2 separate regions of the Homo sapiens genome follow, and region 1 is linked to region 2. The links are chromatin contacts, found by Hi-C or POLR2A ChIA-PET in ENCODE. All regions are on one chromosome and are shown on one strand. Each heading gives the region's core, a stretch centred on a gene start or an enhancer-like site at or near the end of the contact. The rest is flanking DNA. Distances are from core to core; before and after follow the strand shown. Region 1 overlaps SOAT1 (sterol O-acyltransferase 1). Region 2 overlaps SOAT1 (sterol O-acyltransferase 1).

Region 1 (4,777 bases), core at 1,947-4,446, 43 kb before region 2:
ATAAATTAGCTGGGTGTGGTGGTAGGCACTTGTAGTTCTAGGTACTCCAGAGCACTATTTGAGTCCAGGAGTTTGAGACTGCAGTGAGCTATGATCACGCTACTACCAGCCTGGGCAACAGAGTGAGACCCTGTCTCTTTAAAAACAAAAACAAAGTATGAGCTATCTTCCATTAAAAAACTGATTCTGGAGCAAGGAGCCAGGAGCCGTGGCTCACACCTGTAATCCCAGCACTTTGAGAGGCTGAGGCAAATAGATCCCTTGACTCCAGGAGTTTGAGACCAGCCTGAGCAACATGGTAAAACCCCATCTGTACAAGAAAAAAAAAACTGGCCTGGGCGACAGAACAAGACTCTGTCTTAAAAAAAAAAAAAAAAAAAAAAAAAGGCAGCCTCAGTTTTCTAATTAAATTCTAACATGAGGCAAGCAACTTTACCTGCAAAGTTTTAGTATGTGAATCTACCAACAAACAAAACAAAATTCCATTTTGCATCATTATCCAAGATTGAGAATAAAAGGATCTAACAAATTTATCCTCACACATAAAGGTACTAGAAGGTCAAGTTAGAGATCTAATGAGAAAGTGATATACATACTACATAATTGTTCTGTTGGTTAATATGCCCAAAATAATAGTTACTATCATTACATCTTACAGAAACAAAAACTTTAAGCTTATTACTTTTCAGAAGGAAAAAAGTATCCTATAACTGAAAATAATTTTCGCCACAATAGCAAAATAGAAAAAATAAATCTTCCTGAAACATTAGCAAGAGATTTTAGTTTTTATTTGTTTAAAGAGTATAGGTGGTGGTTTCAAGAAAAGACTTTTGCTAAAAGCAGCTAGCAATAAGATTATGGCTATCAAACCAGTTTCTTTCATAGAAAGTGACCATTCCTTGAAGTGCTACTGTTTTTGAAAGTTTCTTAGAACAGTCTCAGCATTCTAAACAGTCTGTAGTTCTACATATTTGTTGTTGCAATCTTGGGCAGGAAAATCACTAATAACAGGAAACAGAGGCCGGGCACGGTGGCTAACGCCTGTCTTCCCAGCACTTTGGGAGGCTGAGGTGGGCAGATCACAAGGTCAGGAGTTTGAGACCAGCCTGACCAACAGGGTGAAACCCCATCTCTACTAAAAATACAAAAATTAGCCAGGCGTGGCCCTGTAATCCCAGCTACTCAGGAGGCTGAGGCAGGAGAATAGCTTGAACCAGGGAGGCAGAGGTTGCAGTGAGCTGAGTTCACGCCATTGCACTCCAGCCCCGGCGACAGAGCAAGACTCTGTCTCAAAAACAAACAAACAAACAAACAGGAAGCAGAGAGCTTTTTGAAAAATAGCCTTGATCAATCCAACAAATACAGTATTCAGAAACACTACAGAGCAACAAAGTCTTCTCATAAGAGTCATATTTATAGTATTTCTTAACAGAAATATAAACCTAAGAATTCCATTCTCTAGATTCAAAAGATTGGCTTGCTCATAACCAGGTCTCAGCGCAATCTGTCCCCAATATATTTAAAATGCAGTTATAAATTCAAAATAAAAATTCGTTTTAATTTTAAGAAAAATGTCAAGAATTACAAGCCATATTAAAGCAAACTAGTTAGCAGGTTATGATTCCATTACAATTACAATACTGTTGTGCAGAACATTACTGCGGGAACATGCAGAGTACCTTTTTAAAAATAACTTCCCTTGAGTGTATTTGTTTCCGTTGAAGTTGGATTTAATGTTTGAAAATTACCTAAACTCATCTGGACCAGTGGTATCGTGAGTAAGATACGTGATTAAGCTGGATACTTGTGGTTCAAATTAAGTTGTGACTATTAAGAAACTCTACTTACCTTCTTGTGAGACTCAAACTGACTTTAAAACAATTCCAAACAATACCAAGAGAGCCTCTCAAGTGGCTGTTCCAAGTAACAACTATCATTTAAATAATTCATAAATCTTACTTTGAGTGGAAAGTTGAACTACATGGTCTCTGATACCCCTTCCAATGCTCAATCTTTACAATCATACCTCATACATACAAATAATTCCTACACACATTGTATTAGAAATGGGCATCTTATAAAATGGAAGTATTACATAATAGAGTACATTTCCTTGAAACCAATCACATATTAATTTATTCCACCTAAAAACATACTACCATTAAAAGTATAACTGAGCAAATGCAGAAGCCAGCTTCTGGATTCTTAATGATCACTTTAATATGAGTGGAGGTGATTAATACTTATGGTACAGACTCACTAGTCTGCAAAATAATTCAAGAGAAGTCAATATTTATTAGACAATAAAATAATTGTTCCAAAGGATATTTCTAAATAACTTCAAAGAAGTTACCACAAAGTTAAAAAGGAATATCTTCCATGTTAAGTTTGTGATAAAATAATTTAAACACATGATTGACTCTACAAATCTTTTTTACAAATTACTTCAGAAGTTATAAGAGGAAATGTTTTTCTTTTTCCTCTGCTATCTCTTATTTTTTCCTTCCTACTTCTGATCCCCTTAATATACAATATTATTGATGTAAACTCAAGAATTCATGGTAAAAGGCATCTTTTTGCTTCACAGAAATCATGACCTATAGAGAAAACAAGGTAAAAACTAAGGAAAACTGAACATTGAACTTTTTTCAAAAAAATTACAAAATAGGATGTATAACATTATCTTTGGAAAACAGACATTTTCTTTCTACTAGAAATAGCAAAAATCATTCTACATTTTTTCTTCCCCAATTGCATGTTCAATTAGCATACATTCCAACAGTGTGCATGAAAAAATTTCTAAGCCAGAGGTATTTAAGTGATTTCTTCCTAAGTGTTTTGGCTAATTCAGTGGCCAAGAAACTATGATGTTTATTCTCTGATTGGACAGAGTCAAGAAACAAAACAGATATAATTACCAAGGGATAAAGCTGATATGACCCAGCAACAATCTGTCATTACTTCAGCTGTTAGTCGGTCTTCTCCCCCCACCCAGCCCCACAAAAAAAGTTCTGCTCTGCTTAAGTGTACAAGACTCCAGTGAACTTCCAACAGTTTGGCTTCAAGTGACCTAGGAATGGAGTGAGTCATCTGTAAAGCCTGGAGTGGTCCAAATAACACAGATAACTTCAGTAACAACTGGAAACAGCTGGCTCCAAATCAGGGAGCTACCCAATCTTCAGTGACAAGGAGGAAACAAAGTCCAAGCTTCTAAAACACGTAACGACAAGTCCAGGAACGTGGCCGGACATAATCCAAAAATGTGGGCTGCAGTGGGGAAAAATAAGAATGGAAAAATAATTTGTGTACAGAGTAGAGGAGGTGTGGAGATAGGCAGGGATGTTAATATGATACATTGTACATCTCTAAAATGCCTCCCACCATTTCAACAACCCTCAAGGTATAAGCAGCTCACTAATTCAAAAGATGTTCAGTACTTTTATCTATAACACAGATTTATTCAATTAGGTGCTTCACATAAAGCTTTTAAAGTCCAGTAAACTATACACAATTGTGTGGACTTTGACCAGTTTCTAAATAGGCACTATTTCTTTCTGTATCTTTATTTTAGCACAGCCCTACTTTTAGTACCTTAAAATCTAAATGGTGGTTAAGGACGACAAATAGATATATATATATATATTTATATATAACCACCATTTAGATTTTAAGGTACTAAATATTAGTATATATTAGTTAATATATAATATATAAATAAATATATAAATATAAATATATATTATATATACACATATATAAATGACTAATATATACATAAATGACATATATATAAAAATGACTAATACAAGGTTTAAAATTACTGAACTATCAAAGGAGGAGCAAATGAAGCACTACAAAAGTTCAGAAATAGGAAAGAGAGGGAAGCAAGCATTTGAAAAATCATCATGGAAGATGTGGCATCCAAACTGGATTTTGATAGGAGAATAAAATCTGACATGTGGAATCCAGGTGACCAGGGACAGTCAAGAGCAATTACTTCAGATGAACAAAGGAGATTAATATGAAATAAAGAGGGAGAGTTGAGGCAGCCTAACAGACATAGGGTACACAGAAAGAGGGGAAGCTTTGGAGAGGAAACTGATTAATTTCATTATGGACATCTTCAGTTACAGATGCCTATGAGAAATACCCAGGAAATAAATCAAGAAGGTATCCCCTCCAAACCTGGAAGGTTGTAGGGATTGAATGAATTATTAGTAGGGCCACCAAATTTAGCAAATACAAGTACAGGATGCCGAGATGAACTTGAGACAAATAGCTCTATCTGCCATATTTTTTGTAATTTACTGAAAAAAGCAGAATATAGGACATTTGGGGTGTTCTAAGAAACCCAATACAGGAGGCAGGACAAAAATGTTAAATATAGGACACGCCCTATATGCACAAAAAGCCTGGCAATCCTACTTCTTAGGGTGTTTCCATCATGAAATTCTATCCATAACTATAAGCAGTACTTTCAGCTAGTGCTAGTAGATCTAATTAACCAGATCACATCAATTAAATTAACCAGAGTGTTTGCTGGGAAATTCCTATGTCCTATACTGTGTTACTTGAAAATAAAATTCTTAAAAAAAAAAAAAGCCATCCTCCTAAAATCTGTACCCATGTATAGCTAAAAACTAAAGTCCTAAGAATAAATGAAACCTGAATTACCAAAAACAAAAATAGAATCAAGAGAAATGGAAGGATCTCAGTGTTGCCCAATATTTTTACAAGAGTTTATTTAGAAGAAAGAGGTTTAAAAAAAAAAAAAGGT
Region 2 (5,412 bases), core at 1,655-4,154:
ATTAAACAGTGTACTTCTAGTGGCAACCATATTGAACAACGTAATTCTAGATCAAGAGTCAGAAAGCTTTTTCCGTAATGGGCAGTATAGTCTGCAACTATGTAACAACTACTCAACTCTACTGTGATAACAGGAGAAAGCACTACAAACACAAAAGAATGAACACGGCCACGTTTGCCAACTTTGTTCTAGATGGCCAAGTTTACTGTAAATCTGGTTGGCAAATAAAACAGACAAGTACACACACATTATTTTTTATAATGTAACACAGCCATGGTGAACACTGCCGGTTGCTTCCCAAATAAGGACATGCATGTCACTGCCTTTGCGAGAAACTGATTTAAAAATGGACCTGAGTATCAGACAGCAAAGAGATGACCCACTCAAGCTTATTGACTGGGAAAAATTTAAAGAGGTCCTTTTTCTAGTGTGTGGTCAGAGTTTAAGAAAAGCAACAAAGGATGGTAATAAGGATGATATGGAATTCTAGGGCTAGTAATAAACATCAGGAAAGCTGTTACCATCCTGAGGCCAGAAAGGGCAAAGCGGGTAAAGGGTTAGTGGAACCCAGAGAGAACTCTTTAGAGAGAAATATTAGAAAGGAGCAATGGTTACCTACCAGGGAGAGAACCTTAGTTATAAATACACCCACCTTACTCTCTGCTCTTAGATCTCCTGAAGTTCTCCCACTGGCCAAGCCTACCAGAAACACACAGGGCACTGGAGACTATTGTTGCAGTTCTTAACGTCAGTCTCCCAGGAAACAAAGTAGCGTAGAAAAGACTGGAGAGGCAAAAGGTAGATAGCCAGCATAACTTGTAATCTAACTCTGGCCAATGAGACACGAGAAGTCTGTAGGGGAATTTCTAGCGAAGGTTTCATCGCTAAAGAGAAAGACAGGGAAAGAGACAGTTTCTCTTCTGATAGAAGTCATCATTTTGGTTTTCCAGTTTTCTTAACCAGCACGGACTTACTAACCCTCTGTCATTATTTCTATCTGTCCCTTATCACCACCACCAATTTCCTGGACCCACCATGCCACACGCCGACTCCAGAAATTACCCGCTATCTGCCTTCTGATTCCAAATTGCCATGCGCTACAGAAAAAGTTAGGAAAATAGGCCCATTCTAAACTGCTGCAGTCAAGCCTTAGGCAGGCCAGCAATGAAAATATGCAATCTTTGTCTCTGCCTCTTGATGAATTTCTGTGACATTCCTCACAAAAGTAGTTGGAAACCTTTTCCACTTTCAAGTCCCAGCCCCACCAAGTAACTTTTAGTTGTTCAGTTTTGGTACCAAATCCTTAAATGTCTTCTATGTTTCTTAATTTTTGCTGTCTTTCAACCTCTTCTCCAACATTTCTGTGTCAGAGGAAAGAGTAGCCCATCTCTTTTTCAAGACTAACCCTTCAAACTATTATTGTCTTAATCATTCCCTATTCAAAAAGTTCAACCCACTGAGTCAATTATATTGTCCACATTTAAATTCAGAGACAATTTGTTCTTTAAAAATCATGTTTCAGAAATTATGATATGGATGTCATCAGTGATACTGAAAATAAAATCTGTAGTTCTACTAACACTTATCAAGTTATTATATATTTAATTTGTTTTTTAAAAATAAGTAATTGAACATCAAACCTATGATTTAACAATTTATTACTTAGGTTGAGAATAAATTTTCAAGTGAATTTTTTAAAGTTACATAGTAATAGTAATATAATGGCAAAATAACTGAAATTTAGAAACGATTTTTTTTTTAAAAACAGTCCTTTTGAAGATCACTTAACCCTCATGACATGCTGTACTTTTCCTTCTAATATAAAATGTTCTGAGAAAGAATTTTACACTTCTTATCTTTGTTTTCTTGCTAGCCAATAGTTTCCACCCATTTCTGCAACTCTTCTTTTCCCTGAAGACATTATGGCCTCCAAATTTCTAAATCCGCATCCTTGTTAAACTTGTTACAAATTTTAACATATAGTCTTGCTCTGTCACCCAGGTTGGAGTGCAGTGGTGCAATCCTAGCTCACTGCGACCTCTAACTCCTGGGCTCAAGCAATCCTCCCACCTCAGCCTCCTGAGTAGCTTCGGCTACAGGCACATGTTACCATGCCCACCTAACTTTTTTTACTTTTGTAAAGATGGGGTCTTGATATGTTGCCCAGACTGGTCTTGAATTCCCGGTCTCAAGCAATCCTTCCACCTCAGCTACTCAAAGTGCATGGATTATAAGCGTGAGCCACCACATCTGGCCTCATTTCTATTTTTAAAATAAAGAAACTGAGATTCAAAGAAATTGAACATCTTGTACACTGTCACATGGCCAATAAGTAACTGAGCCTGAAGAAATCCTTGTCTCCTGACCCCTAGTCATGCAGCATTGAAGAAAAAAAAAGGACAGCCAACCTATGTGATTACACTCATAAAGATGACTAAGGAATACTAAGCAGTGACTAATAACCAATTTTCAAGTTGCAGTTCTTTTAATAAATGTTTTCTTCATCTACTTGTGGCAAGAACAGAATTAGCTAACGTGTAGGCACTGACTAGTTTATTGCCTAGAAATTCAAACTCATTTTTAAATCCTGATTGTTTTCTAAAAAACTCTCATTGACCGTGTCTTATAATACCTACATTTCAGCTTCACTTTGTTCTCCACAAAGCGATACAAAAGTCACTTGAAAAGTCACCTTTATGTCCATAGTATGGTTAGGTTTAGGAGTATTTCTTGAAAGAGTCAATCACTTTTCAATCTTAACAATAAAAGGGAAGATAAGATAGTAAAATCCATCTGTAATCGTCTATTGCTCCACTGACCACAAAAACTTTACAAAGTTCTCAACTACTCACAAGTCTGCACTACTTCAGAAAAATGGAATCTGAGCCAGAAACGTGGATTAGTGCATGTTCATACAGAAACAGAGACTTAATAGATAATGTTGAAACAACTAACTAGCCATTTTGGAAAACTAAAAAATTAGATCCCCAATGATGAATGCATCACTCAAAAATAAATTTCATATGGATCAAATATTTCAATATAAAACACCACAAAAGTAAAAAAAAAAAAAAGTCATGTTTTCTTTTTGTCATAATCTTGGATGATTTCTAAGCATGACAAAAAAAATATCTATAAGCAGCCAGGCGTGGTGGCTCATGCCTGTAATCCCAGCACTTTGGGAGGCTGAGGTGGGTGGATCACTTGAGGTCAGCAGTTCGAGACCAGCCTGGCTGATATGGTGAAACCCTGTCTCTACTAAAAATACAAAAATTAGCAGGACATGGTGGTACATGCCTGTAATCCCAGCTACTCAGGAGGCTGAGGCAGGAGAATTGCTTGAACCCGGGAGGCAGAGGCTGCAGTGAGCCAAGATCACGCCATTGCACTCCACTCCAGCCTGGGCAACAGAGCGAGACTCCATCTCAAAAAACAAAAACAAAAATAAAAACAAAAACAAACAAAAAAAAAATTATAACAATTAAAAGAATATTTGATATATAAAAACAAAACATGGCAAAGCACACATACATAAGCAAAGTCAAAAGACAAATCACTAGTTTGATTAAGAAAATATTCAAAGTACATAATCAGAGGATTAATTTATTTAATATAGAAAAAGCTCTTAAAAATAATAACCACCAGATAAGGAATAAAAGTGAGCAAAGGATATGAACAGGGCTTTTAAAGAAAAAAAATACATGGTCAATAAATATGAAACAATTTCCCCACCTCACTTAAAATTCATGAGAACAAATTTATGCTATATGTATACTGTTTTTCACCCATCAAATCAGGAATTTTAAAAGACTGGTAAGATTATTGCCAAGAGTGTGGTGAAACAGTATAGTTAGGAATATAAATTGGCATAACATTTTTTAAAGGAAATTTGATAATGTCTAAATTTTAAATGCAAAAGCCCTTTGACCTAGCAATTTCACTTTTAAGAATGTATCCTGGCCAGGTGCAGTGGCTCACGCCTGTAATCCCAGCACTTTGGGAGGCTGAGGCAGGCGGCGCACTAGGTCAGGAGTTCGAGACCAGCCTGACCAACATGGTGAAACCCCATCTCTACTAAAAATACAAAAATTAGCAAGGCATGGTGGCGCACACCTGTAATCCTAGCTACTCAGGAAGCAGAGACAGAAGAATCGCTTGAACCAGGGAGGCGGAGGTTGTAGTGAGCCAAGATCGCACCACTGCACTCCAACTTGGGCGACAGAGTGAGACTCCGTCTCAAAAAAAGAATGTATCCTATAGGTATACCAGTACAAGTAAGCAATGATGCTGTTTCAATGATGCTCTCTGTAGCACTGCTTGTAATACTGCAACTTTGGAAACAGCCTAAGTTTCCATCAATAAGGAGCAAGTTAAATAAACCGCCAAGCATCCGTACAGCAGAAATACTACACAGGTATTTTAAAGAATTACATATACTAAATGAAAAGATATCTGAGACTTACAAAGTATAGAAGAAACAAATTGCAGAAGAGATCTCAAATATGATCCCACATGTAAAAAAAAATGTTACTTGAGGAAGTATTACTTAATAACTTTCTATAGTGTTTGAATTTTTTCAATGAGTATATATTACTTTAAATGTAAAAAAATTTATATGCATATTTGAGCAATTGGTTTAATAAAACCAAATCTTTTTTTTTTTTTTTTTGGACGGAGTCTTACTCTGTCACCCAGGCTAGAGTGCAGTGGCGCGGTCTCGGCTCACTGAAACCTCCGTCTCCCAGGTTCAAGCGATTCTACTGCCTCAGCTTCCTGAGTAGCTTAGATTACAGGCACCCACCACCACGCCCAGCTGATTTTTGTATTTTTAGTAGAGACAGGGTTTTATCATGTTGGTCAGGCTAGTCTTGAACTCCTGACCTCAAGCAATCTGCCTGCCTCGGCCTCCCAAAGTGCTGGGATTACAGGAGTGAGCCACCGTGCCCGGCCATCTGGGAACTATATTACTCAACTAGAGTAACTTTGGCTTCTTTTTCTTTTATCACCACATCTGTATCAACTGTGTAGGCTGCCTGTATATGCAAGAAGATAATCTGCCTTATTACCACTAAATTGTTACAACATCATATTATCTTGTTTTAAATCAAGAGATAATTTCTGGTAGGAATATTAGAGGATTTCATGTAGATTATAATTCTCAGTTGATATACAACAGGAGATTATAAAAGCTACCTCAGGAACTGGGACAGAAGAGTGGACAGCACTGCCAATAAGATAATACCTTAATGAGGCCAGGCGCAGTGGCTCACGCCTGTAATATCAGCACTTTGGGAGGCCGAGGTGGGTGGATCACCTGAGGTCGGGAGTTTGAGACCAGCCTGACCAACATGGAGAAACCCCGTTTCTACTAAAAACACAAAATAAGCCAGGAGGGTGGCGCATGCCTGTAAT

The links. Hi-C counts contacts between places; a loop is a spot of excess contacts on that map. ChIA-PET counts read pairs that join two places held with the same protein, here RNA polymerase II (POLR2A). Pooled maps may share reads with other maps.
Region 1: a loop to region 2 is called in a map of CD8-positive, alpha-beta T cell, with 2.9 times the contacts of the local background. The contact joins two enhancer-like sites. A Hi-C loop is called at or near these places in 5 of 168 maps with a recorded cell type or tissue (CD14-positive monocyte, CD8-positive, alpha-beta T cell, GM12878 and 2 more), 4 of 37 single-sample maps with no recorded cell type and 9 of 50 pooled maps. POLR2A ChIA-PET finds 5 or more read pairs at or near these places in 10 of 52 experiments (AG04449, BJ, GM12878 and 6 more).

What each region holds. Positions count from the first base shown.
Region 1 is chr1:179,352,075-179,356,851 of GRCh38, reverse strand. SOAT1 (sterol O-acyltransferase 1) reads right to left here. Exons shown (of 16, transcript NM_003101.6): 16 at 1-3,267. The coding sequence ends at 3,211. Among named protein-coding and RNA genes, the nearest start is that of AXDND1, 12 kb to the left of the region's middle. Within about 2 kb of position 3,196, at least 3 of the 41 ENCODE cell types and tissues checked have a DNase peak (open chromatin) inside an H3K27ac peak, as active enhancers do.
Region 2 is chr1:179,307,928-179,313,339 of GRCh38, reverse strand. All of the region lies in intron 2 of SOAT1 (sterol O-acyltransferase 1), which reads right to left. Among named protein-coding and RNA genes, the nearest start is that of SOAT1, 17 kb to the right of the region's middle. Within about 2 kb of position 2,904, at least 4 of the 41 ENCODE cell types and tissues checked have a DNase peak (open chromatin) inside an H3K27ac peak, as active enhancers do.